3 separate regions of the Homo sapiens genome follow, and regions 1 and 3 are each linked to region 2. A link is an interaction called in ENCODE POLR2A ChIA-PET data of the cell type or tissue named here. Cell type or tissue: OCI-LY7. All regions are shown on one strand.

Region 1 (4,000 bases), 140 kb before region 2:
ATTTTAGTAGAGACAGGGTTTTGCCATGTTGGCCAGGCTGGTCTCAAACTCCTGACCTCAGGTGATCCGCCCGCCTCAGCCTCACAAAGTGCTGGGATTACAGGCATGAGCCACCGCACCCGGCCGGAAACATCTCATTCTTTTACAGGGGACTTGAGTTCTCCCAGTTCTCTAGGGAAAACCTGAACTTTTGCCTATTGGGCCATAATCAAGGGATTGAGAATTAGAACCAGGAGTTGATATAGCTGGGAGAGCAGTGGTGCGATCATAGCTCACTGCAAGCTCGAACTCCTGGGCTCCAGAGATCCTCCTGCCTTAGCCTCCTGAGTAGCTGGGACTACAGGCATGCGCCACCCCTGGCTAATTGTTTTTAATTTTTAGTAGAGACAAGGTCTATGTTGCCCAGGCTGGTCTTGAACTCCCAGCCTCAAGCGATCCTCTTATCTCGGCCTCCCAGAGTGTTGGGATGACAGGTGTGAGCCACAGCACCTAGCCTGGGCTCTTCCTTTTTAAATTAGGAAACACATGTACCAGGAAATCTGGTCTGGAACCTGCTGCTTCTTCTGGGCAAAAAAAATGGCAGAAGACATCCTCACAGAGGCCAAGTTGGAACTGTTTTTCCTATTTGGCATTTATGCTTAGTGCTGTAGATTTACTTTTACTTTTTTTTTTTTTTTTTTTTTTTGAGATGGAGTTTCACTCTTGTTGCCCAGGCTGGAGTGCAATGGCGCGATCTCTGGCTCACCACAACATCTGCCTCCTGGGTTCAAGCGGTTCTCCTGCCTCAGCCTCACGAGTAGCTGGGATTACAGGCATGTGCCACCATGCCCAGCTAATTTTGTATTTTTAGTAGAGATGGGGTTTCTCCATGTTGGTCAGGGTGGTCTCAAACTCCCAACCTCAGGTGATCCTCCTGCCTCGGTCTCCCAAAATGCTGGGATTACAGTCGTGAGACACCATGCCTGGCCTGCTTTTATCTTTTGAAAATACAACACCCAGGCTGGGCGTGGTGGCTCATGCTTGTAATCCCAGCACTTTGGGAGGCCAAGGTGGGTGGATCACTTGAGGTCAGGAGTTCGAGACCAGCCTGGCCAACATAATGAAACCCCGTCTCTACTGAAAACACAAAAATTAGCTAGGTGTGATGGTGGGGACCTGTAATCCCAGCTACTTGGGAGGCTGAGGCAGGAGAATCGCTTGAACCCAGGAGGCGGAGGTTGCAATGAGCCGAGATCCAGCCACTGCACTGCACTCCAGCCTGGGTGACAGGGCAAGACTTGGTCTCAAAAAAAAACCAAAACAAACAAACAAACAAAACACCCAGATTTATCCTGAGTGCTGTACACGTTCACGTTCTGGGATCTTGCATGTAATTTCACTCTTGGACTTCCCCTCCTGGACAAACCTCCCTGCATTTGTTTCAAGGCCATCTTGAGCTGGATCGGAAAGGAGTCTTGGGTCAGGGGATTTAGAAAAAGGTCTGAAAAGAAACAAAGCTGCTTCAGTTCACTTAGTAAGTGTGGTAATTAGCCTTAGAGTAACAAATGTTATCTGCACCAGTGCAGCTCCGTGCCAAGTACCAAAACCACATTTTCCAGATGATTCCAGTGAGTTTTTCACTCGAAGCAATTCAACATTAGGCCCTAAAGACGGCAATCATCTTGTACAAAACAAGATTGTTCATTTCTTCCTTTCATGCAGCAAGAATGCAAAATCCAGATTAAGAACCAACTGCAGAACCCCTTTCTTTCATGTCCTCCTAAGCTTCCAGAATTATAGGGAGAGACTACTCAATGTTCATGAAAAGCATACTAGCTACAATAATTCTGAAATTGTTTTGGCTTCTGGAAGTACAAGTTTCCAAATTAATGTCTGATAGACCCTATGGTCGTAAATGTCTGTGAACATGTGAGTTTCAGGAATACAAGGTAAAGAAAGGTTATCACTAAAACATGAAAAGATGGCCAGGCGTGGTGGCTCACGCCTGTAATCCTAGCACTTTGGGAGGCCGAAGCAGGCAGATCACTTGAGGTCAAGAGTTTGAGACCAGCCTGGCCAACAGGGCAAAACCCCATCTCTACTAAAAATACAAAAATTAGCCGGGCATGTAGTATGCACCTATAATCTCAGCTACTCAGGAGGCTGAGACACGAGAATCACTTGAACCCAGGAGGCAGAGGTTGCAGTGAGCTGAGATGGTGCCACTGCACTCCAGCCTGGGGGACAGAGCGAGACTCCATCTCAAAAAAAGAAAGAAAGAAAGAAAGAAGTTGTTGATTATGGCAATTAATCAGGATAAAGAGGCCAGCCCCCACTCCAGTAAAAATTAAAAGCCTTATGTAACTTCCCTGAAGTTCACTAATACCCAAATGCAAATAATGCTTTTCACTTGCTCCAGGGAGACTACAGAACAGGGTTTGGGGGAGGCCAGTGGGTGAGGGTGGGAGGTGCAAAATCAACTTCACCTTGCAGAGGAGAAGCAGACACTTGGCCTTGGCTCTAGGATAAAACTTGGGGTTCCTAAAGGACAGGCTTTTCTCCCTCTTACTGCTTCACTCTTTACTGTCAAAGCTATATCTGGGCCAGGCGCAGTGGCTCACACCTGTAATCCCAGCACTTTGGGAGGCCGAGGCAGGCAGATCACTAGAGGCCAAGAGTTTGAGACCAGCCCGGCCAACATGGCAAAAGCCCATCTCTACCAAAATACAAAATACAAAAAATACAAAAAATGGCTGAGCACAGTGGCTCATGCCTATAATCCCAGTACTTTGGGAGGCCGAGTAGGTGGATCACTTGAGGTCAGGAGTTCGAGACCAACCTGGCCAACACGGCAAAACCCCATCTCTACAAAAAATACAAAAATTAGCCAGGCATGGTGGTGTGTGCCTGTAATCCCAGCTACTTGGGATGCTGAGGCATGAGGATTGCTTGAACCCAGGAGGCGGAGGTTGCAGTGAGCTGAGATCGCGCCACTGCACTCCAGCCTGGGCAACAGAGTGAGGCTCTGTCTCAAAAAAAAAAAAAAAAGCTGCATCTGTTGGTGCAACCATTTTATAGGTATTCTGGGTCTCTATTTCAAGAATTTTCACAGGGAAGCATGAAAAGGACTGGCCAACAGAAAAGGTCTGCCACAGAATACTCGGTGGCTTCCTAAACTCGATTAAGGTGACAGCCTGGTCTCTGGGTAGTTTAAAGGACCCCCAGCACTGTTAAGGTGCAGCTGATTCTTAAGAGACTTTTAATTTCCCTTCTGCTGCCAAGAGAAGTGATGCAGCAGAGTCACTATGCAGCAGTTAATTCAGCTTTATCCTGGAGAAAATAAGAGTGACTTTTTCCTTTTTTAGATAAGCCCATGGCATCGCACAAGCCAAAATATGCCACCAGCCCAAGCAACGTGGCATCATGCATGGCAGCCAAATCTCATGGATGGTATTTGTAGCTTGTGGAGCCTGACTGTACTAGGAGAGGGGTTTCTAAACGATGACAGAAGGTTGTTCATTCGTGATTTGCCAAGTTCTCCACACTCTACTAGCTGGCTGTGGAAATCAGTTTCTCAGCCCTTTTGAGGAGGACAACTTTGCCATGCAAGCAGAGAGTGGGTAGTTGCTTCAGTGTTTATATATTGATCAATATATTCTAGCAAGTCACATTTATGACGGTTTCCCACCAAGAACAAACCCCCCCACCAAAACAATCTCAGCTTAGTGGGAAATAGTCTCAGGTGTAAAAATTGCTTTTAGTGGCTGGGTGCGGTGACTCACAACTGTAATCCCAGCACTTTGGGAGGCTGAGGCGGGTGGATCACTTGAGGTCAAGAGTTCGAGACCAGCCTCGCCAACATGACAAAACCCCATCTCTACTAAAAATACAAAAAATTAGCTGGGCATGGTGGCACATGCTATAAGCGCAGCTACTCGGGAGGCTGAGGCAGGAGAATCGCTTGAACCCAGCGGGTGGAGGTTGCAGTGAGCCAAGGTGGAGCCACTGCACTCCAGCCTGG
Region 2 (4,000 bases):
CGATTCTCCTGCCTCAGCCTCCTGAGTAGCTGGGATTACGGGTGCCGCCACCATGCCCAGCTAATTTTGTATTTTTAGTAGAGTTGGGGTTTCACCATGTTGGCCAGGCTAGTCTCAAACTCCTGACCTTGTGATCCACCCGCCTTGGCCTCCCAAAGTGCTGGGATTACAGGCGTGAGCCACTGCACCTGGCCTCTTTTTTTTTTGGTTTTTTTTTTTTTTTTTGAGACAGGGTCTTGCTCTGTTGCCCAGGCTGGAGTGCAATGGCATGATCATAACTCACTGCAACCTCAAACTCTTGGGCTGAAGCGATCCTCCTGCGTCAGCCACTAGAGGCACTGGGATTATAGGCATGGGCCACAACATCCAGCTAGGAGTTTTAAGAGCCTCTATAGAAATAGATTTAGGTGGCCGGGCATGGCAGCTCATGCCCTGGCATAAGAGTGAGGCCTAGTGACAGAGTGAGACTCCGTCTCAAAAAAAAAAAACAAAAAGAAATAGATTTAGGCAGGCTGGGTGTGGTGGCTCATGCCTGTAATCCCAGCACCTTGGGAGGCCGAGGCAGGCGGATCACCTCAGGTGGAGACCAGCCTGACCAATATGATGAAACCCCGTCTCTACTAAAAATACAAAAATTGGCCGGTGTGGTGGCATGTACCTGTAATCCCAGCTACCTGGGAGGCTGAGACAGGAGAAACGCTTGAACCCAGGAGGCGGAGGTTGTGGTGGGGCCCAGTGACACCGCCCGCCTCAGCCTCCCAAAGTGCTGGGATTACAGGCATGAGCCACCGTGGCCGGCCCGTGTTTTTAATCAGAGAACACAAATGGGCATTCAATACTTCCTGCCTGCCCAGAATCTGTGGGACACACTTGAGTTTCAGGTGACAGGGCTATAATAATGTTTGTGCTCCTGAGGTCAAGCTGAGTTGAGAATTTACATGTTGTGGACATGTGTATGTATTCCCTGCTCCAGTAATCATGATTATTCATCACCTATTTTCCATCAGGCCCTCTACTGAGGACTTCTACCTGCATTTCACCTTTCATCCTACCCGCAACTCTATAAGCCTGGTAGTATTGCTGTCCCGTCTTGCGGGTGAGGAAACTGAGGCTCAGGGAGGTCAAGTTCACATTAAGTATAACTAAGGGCATGTGTGTGAAGGTTGGGCAGGGCAGAATTTGAAGCCCACTTTCAAACTTATAACTTAATGTGAACTTGACCTCCCTGAATAATGATCAGACCATAAGAATGTATTAATAAACATTTAAGGGACAATTGAATAGAATTTTAAAATCAGAGAGGAGGAGCCATGTTTGTATTGTTCACTTTTGCATTCCTGGCACCTAGCACCTTAGCATAGGATCACTGTTGGGTAAATATTTATTGAATAATGAATGGTTGCCATTTACGAAACCATGTTTACAGTTTTGTGCTCCAGAAGTGAGGTAAAGGGTTGCTTAATGAGAACCCAGTATTTCTACTCAAAAGGACCTTATTGCAAAGTATTTGGAAGTTTAAAAGAGTGGGAACATGGGGACGCATAGGGAGTGGTGAAACTGGCTCAGGGAAAGTCCATTGCAGCAAGATAGAGGTTGCCAAACCGTAAGCAGAACAAGTTGAAACCGCGCCTGTCTGGCAAACAGTCCAAAGTGGAATTGAAACTCCCATCTTTGAAGTGGTGAAAAAAGGCCCTGGGGTGGGGGAGTGGGGCAGAGGGCTGGCGTCTGTCTGCCTGGGTTAGTCTTGGTTCGGGAGTGTCCCGAGCAAGCCTGGGGAGATGACTGCCCCTCGCCTTGATCCCCAACTAACCTGGGGTTCTGGATTATGTGTGGGGAAGAGGGAATGTGTGTGGCATTCCGTGTTTGTCTTGAACTTTACTCCCTGGAATCTTGTAATACAAGCAATGGCATCTGCTTTCCATCGGACATAATCACCTAACCGCAGATTAGCAAGTGAAAGAGCACATGCCGTTGGGATCATCCCAGGCTGCAAAACCGCGCCATTAGCTTGCTCACTCTTTGGGAAAATACGGTGTTCCAGGGACGGGGATTTCCTAGGTAACATGTCCAGTTCTCTCATGCATCAAAGCTTGAACTGAAATCTTTCTAGAATGTATCCTGCCTCCTTAAATCAGAACTACTGAACACAGTTTAGCCTTTCATTGGAGACCCTGGGCAGATGATTACTGAACACAGTTTAGCCTTTCATTGGAGACCCTGGGCAGATGATAACCACCCATTGTCATGAGGTCTGGGGGTGGTGGCCAGAATTTCATTCTCTCCTGGCCTTGGTCTGACCTCCGCCCCCAAGGTCCAGTTGTCCTGCTCTGGGCACTGACCCTGCCCCAGCTCCTGAGCCCCTCGACCACCACAATCACCACTAAGTCTCTGCCTGGCATGGAGAACAAGATAGCCAAGGTGAAGAGGGATCCTGTTACCCTCTAACTCAGTAGTTCTAATTTCTACACAGTAATCTGCCCCATGTTTGGAAAAACGCATGTGAAAGGGTTCGCCACAGCTGTTGCTGGAATGGCGATCACTTGTCCTAAAAGTGCATTTGTAGGAAATCGTTAAATAAACCATGGCCTGACCGTGTTGAGGAACGCTATGTGGCTTAACATGAGGCAGAGCTGCCTGTGGAATAACGTCCAAGAGAAACTGAGAAAAGCGAGTTAGCAAACAGCAAGTCTATTACCCCCACTTAGAAAGGACACGGCAGTGTCCCGGTTCTCTGGTCTCCTGGGTCCTCCCAGCATCAAGTGCAGATCCTGGCACACAGCAGGTAGAATCGCGAGCCCCCCGCTCTCCCCTCACCTACACCCTGCAGCCACTCCTCCTGTCCCCAGGCTCTTCCTAGCAGTCACCCTTCAGACCCCTCAGCTGGCCAAGCCTCCTCCTGCTTCTCACTTGCTTGGTTTTGCTTGTTTCCTGCGCCCTCTCCTCACCAGGACTTCAGCTCCCACAAGCCAGGACTTGGCTCTTGGACTCCCTGTGCTGGAGTGGCCAGGGCTGTCAGTGAAAGCTTATGGAATGCGTGGGTGAATGAATCCAATTTTTACAAAACAAAGTGAGATGTATTTATTAAAATATGTAGGAATTAGAGTATTTTGATAGAAAATCTTTATGTTTTGCCTACAGTCTAGATTGAAAATGTCAACTCCAGACATCACTGTGCTTCTGGAAACTATAAAGAGGAAGTGGGAGCTAGGACATCCCCCCACCACGCCCCGCCCAAGAGCGTTTACGTGTGTTATGTAAGTCGAGCTTCGGGTTTCTGGTCAGGAGGTTATAAAGCATTTGGCCCAGAGTCTGGCCTGGTGTTTATTCAGGAAAACTGCTCCTCACTTGAAGCAGAACTTTGGCAGAAACTCAGTGTGAGAACAGTTCCTACCCAGCCCCCCACCGGGGAGGGAAGCCACTGAGTCTGGCTCTGGGAGAAGGGAAATGGGAAATGTAAACCGGAGGAGGTTTCCAGCGTCCTACAGCAGACCCAGGTTTATCTTATCAGTGGAGAAGGGAGGATGGGTTGTTGAAAATGCAGCCTGGTTCAACAGTGAAGGGTGATTGAGAACATTCTGGGCTTTGAAAGGCAAACATGCCAGGGAGTGGTCTTTCCAGGATCCTAATCTAAATCAGAGGGGCCAGCCCAGCGAGGAAGGGGTGGGGCTGGTGGGGTTTTAGCCAGACTGGCCCACCTCTCCCCTTCCTACTTCCTGATCTTTGCAAAATAAAGTTTAAAATCCAGGACAATTTAGTATGCTTTGGTGCAGGGAACAACATAAAGAGTATAGACCTGGCCCTCGCTCCTAAGAATCTTTAAGCTACGAGAGAGCTGCAGGATCTAGAACACTGCAGGACCCCCTGCGGGCAAGGTCCTAGCTTAGGAACTGTACACTCGTTCTTGCATTTAACCTTCACATCAGCCCCCAGAAGTACTCGATGAGGCATCTGGGAAGTGAAGGGATTTGCCCAGGGTCAAATCTGTGAGGGATGGAGTCAG
Region 3 (4,000 bases), 190 kb after region 2:
CAAGTGATCCTCTCACTTCAGCCTCCTGAGTAGCTGGGACCACAGGTGCGCACCACCATGCCCAGCTAATTTAAAAAAAATTTTTTTGTAGAGACAGGGCTCTCAATATGTCACCCAGGCTGGTCTCAAACTCCTGGACTCAAGCGATCCTCCCACCTCAGCCTCTCAAAGTGCTGAGATTACAGGCATGAAGCCACCATGCCCAGGTAAAGAGCAAAGAGTTTTTCTAAAAGGTTTTTTCTGTTCAAAGACTGGAACTAGAAATCTAGATTCAGAAACCTGAATATATTGTTTGTTTAAATCAGGTGACTGGTTTTCTTTCTTTACTGTGACTCTCCAAAAGTCTAGGACCTCTTCATCGGCTTGTATAAATAAGGGAAGGCCCCAGCTCCTCCTACCCCCATTTTTTTTTCCTCAAGAGCCAGCTAGAGAGTAATTTTGAAAAGCAGAGATATTTTATCTAAACTGATCAAATTATAGAAGTAGGAGAAAGGAAAGAAAGGTGAACTTTTACTTTTCAGTTGTATATCCCTCTTTGATATTTTAACTTACATAGTGAACAACACACCAAATTTTTTAATACAGAAAAAATAAAAATCATCCATTTATAAGGAGAGTACATATTTCTGTCTTGGTCTCCAGATCTTTAAAGAGTATTAAACTAGCTACCAGAATGCTCCATTAACATGGAAAGAGAGGAAAGAGTCAGGTTTGGGTTTTTCATTGGAATAACAAAATAAGCAATTACAACATCTAATTCCCAGCTCTAAAGTGGAAGGAAATAGGAAGTATTTTTAAACAGTTCTTACCAACTGGGTGCAAAGGTGAAAATTAGGCCATAAAGATACATTTAAGGAGGCCAGGTGCAGTGGCTCACACCTGTAATCCCAGCACTTTGGGAGGCCCAAGCGGTGAATCACTTGAGGTCAGGCATTCAGGACCAGCCTGGCAAACATGGCGAAACCCCGTCTCCCCTAAAAAAAAAAATACAAAAATTAGCCTTAGCCAGGCATGGTGGCGTATGCCTGTAGTCCCAGGTACTCTGGAGGCTGAGGCAGGAAACTCACTTGAACTTGGGAGGCGGAGGTTGCAATGAGCTGAGATCATGCCACTGCACTCCAGCCTGGGTGAAGGAGTGAGACTTTGTCTCAATAAATAAATAAATAAACAACAACAAAAAATTAAGATAAAGATCCATTTAAAACATTCTCATCCTCATTTGTTTAAGAAGAAATTTGAGGCCAGGCACGGTGGCTCATGCCTGTAATCCCAGCACTTTGGGAGGCTGAGGCGGCTGATCACCTGAGGTCAGGAGTTTGAGACCAGTCTGGCCAACGTGGCAAAACCCTATCTCCACTAAAAGTACAAAAATTAGCCAGGTGTGATGGTGTGCACCTGCAATCCCAGCTACTTGGGAGGCTGAGGCAGAAGAATTGCTTGAACCTAGAAGGCAGAGGTTGCAGTGAGCAGAGATTGCACCACTGCACTCCAGCCTGGGCAACAGAGCAAGACTCCATCTCAAAAAAAAACAAAGAAGAAATTTAGCTGTGGTACCAGACTTAAGGTGATCTCGTCAACTACTTAAAAACTACTATAGGAAATTCTGATTCTGTAAAACTGATGCCTGAGTGTACTGTCAACTTAGATAGGTCAACAGTAATAGGAAAATCAGAAAATTAATACAGTCTAGACAAGAAAATGTTTTCCTAAGGTTTGTGGAAAATTATATTTAAGCCAAACTTGGAATAGTTTCAGGATTTGGAACTACTCAGTTTTTAAAAGAGAATTGCCAGTTTCTTAGCATCATAACTCGTAAAAGAGGTGTTAGACCACATAAAATGGGGCTATGGTTTGGTACTGACCCAGATCTCCTAACCTGTTGTTCAGGGCACTTCTTACTATTTCTCTTCTGATGGCTTATACAGTTGGAGTATATTTTCTCTTCTCATAGCCTCTCTTGGGCTTGCAAACTAAGAGTGCTCCAGCTGTACTGAGCCATTTCTCCTCCATGACCAGCTCTAAGTTTCCTACATCTAGTCAAAAGATCTAGGACATTTCCAAACCAATTTTGGGAGAAAGAGGCTCTAATGCCTTAACAGACCAGCTTGGTCAGCCTATCTTGTCAGACAGAAGCTTATTCCTAATCAAACAGATCTCTCCATAGGAAACTGTCTGAAGCCTTTCCAAACTATGCAATAAACTGGATCCACTTTCAAGACTAGGAAGAAACAATCACTATTGGTATAGTGCTTAGTTTAATGATCTTGATTCCCTTGCTCAGAGAAATCCATAAAAACACCATACACTCATAGAGAACCTTTAATTTTACAAAACATGTGTGCAGACATCTTATTTAACACTTTAAATCTGATGTAGATTAGAATGGCAATGATTTTCATTTTTAGAAAAAAAATTGATAAATATAAAAACAACTTCCTCGAAATCATACAGATTCTTAATAACAAAACTAAAATGAGAATCTAGGTCTCCTAAGTCTAGCTGTAGTACTTTCTTTACCATTGCTCTCCTAAAGTTGAATAAATGGACAAGTTGCACTATTTCATTTGAATTGTGGACCTCAATTTAAAGAAGGGAGCCAAGTAAAATAGTGTATTTTTTTCCTCCAACCTGGCAGGCTTATCAGAAGAAAAGACAATAAGGAATACTGAAACTTTTACTTAAGTCTGGAAGCACCTGGATTTTTTTTTCTAAAGAATAATTTAGATATATATTATAAGTTATTTAAATAATATGATCTCTGAGGCCTCCCAATTTCCCTGAATATCCAAAAGTTGAAATATTTTTAGCATATTATCTGTCCCTGAGTTTTAGTATAAAATTTGCACCTAACAACTATAATAATAAACACTTGATATCACAGTAATGACACAATGATACAAGCCCTAATGATCCCTACATAGGTGGGGAAAAAAATACACTTTAAAAAAACAAACTGGGACTTCCACTTCTGGCCAAGATGGAGTGACAGAACTGTATTTACTCTCCTAGCAAGCAAACGAAAATTAGATAAAACATCTGAAACAATGGTTTTCAAGACACCAGACATCAGACAACAAAGGGCAATAATCTCAGGGAGAAGAGAAATGAATAAAGTGAACTCTTTAACTGCCCTATCTTACCTCCTAGAAAAAGTTTTTATGCCACAGCACAGGAAATGGAAACTGAGGGAGGCCTTGTGAACTCCCTGCATTGAGGAGACAGAACTGAGAGTCCAAGGAGACCAAGGTAGCTAGAATTCATTGGAAAGGGTGCTGAAGAAAAACAAACAAACAAACAAAAGGCTTCACAGAGAACCTCATAGATTTGCAGAGGATTTGCAAGATCTACTGACTGGCGCATGTGTCTAAATAAACGTCTCAAAGCTGAAGAAAGAACCATTGAAAAGATTAGATAGAACAGTATCTAGAGTCCACATGGTGCCAACAATAGTGCCTGTTCTCACCACCAAGACTAGAAAAACTGATAATTCAACAAGGTATATGGGGTAGAGTACTCAGGAAGGTCTTGCCTCATTAGTGAGAAATAATTATCCTGAGAATGAGCATCATTCCATACCCACCTAACAAATTATAAAAGCAAGACCTGAATGATTCAAACTATTTCCAAGTAATTTAACTGCATCCAAGAATACAATTCAAGAATAGTTATGGTAATACAGAAATATCTAGCACCCAAGAAGATAAAATTTGAAATGTCTGGCATTCAGTAGAAGATTACCAGTCATACAAAGAAAAAGGAAAACATGACCTATACTAAGGAGAATACTAAATCAACTGAAACCTACCCAGGACTGAAACAGATATTAGAACTAGAAGTAAAGGACAATAAAATAGTCATCATAACTACATTCTATCTTTTCAGTAAGTTGAGACATTGGAGAAATATTTTTTAAAAACATCTATATTAGGCCAAGTGCAATGGCTCATGCCTGTAATCCCAGCTTTGGGAGGCTGAGGCAGGTGGATCACCTGAGGTCAGG

Evidence for each region. Peaks named below come from ENCODE experiments on the same cell type or tissue, not always from the same donor. Only the 100,000 strongest peaks of a DNase experiment are listed, where the experiment ranks them.
Region 1: POLR2A ChIA-PET joins it to region 2 with 6 read pairs; 5 of 35 experiments call an interaction of 5 or more read pairs at or near these places.
Region 3: POLR2A ChIA-PET joins it to region 2 with 5 read pairs; 4 of 35 experiments call an interaction of 5 or more read pairs at or near these places.

The regions. Positions count from the first base shown.
Region 1 is chr12:111,637,229-111,641,228 of GRCh38, forward strand. No RefSeq gene overlaps it. Among named protein-coding and RNA genes, the nearest start is that of ATXN2-AS, 40 kb to the left of the region's middle. In OCI-LY7, no CTCF peak of the experiment used is centred here; no DNase peak of the experiment used is centred here.
Region 2 is chr12:111,772,467-111,776,466 of GRCh38, forward strand. All of the region lies in intron 1 of ALDH2 (aldehyde dehydrogenase 2 family member), which reads left to right. Among named protein-coding and RNA genes, the nearest start is that of ALDH2, 7.5 kb to the left of the region's middle. RefSeq lists enhancers at 667-1,238, 2,942-3,131. In OCI-LY7, no CTCF peak of the experiment used is centred here; DNase peaks (open chromatin) are centred at 1,644 and 3,235; H3K4me3 peaks cover 1,206 bases; H3K27ac peaks cover 1,303 bases.
Region 3 is chr12:111,964,786-111,968,785 of GRCh38, forward strand. All of the region lies in intron 4 of TMEM116 (transmembrane protein 116), which reads right to left. Among named protein-coding and RNA genes, the nearest start is that of TMEM116, 46 kb to the right of the region's middle. In OCI-LY7, no CTCF peak of the experiment used is centred here; no DNase peak of the experiment used is centred here.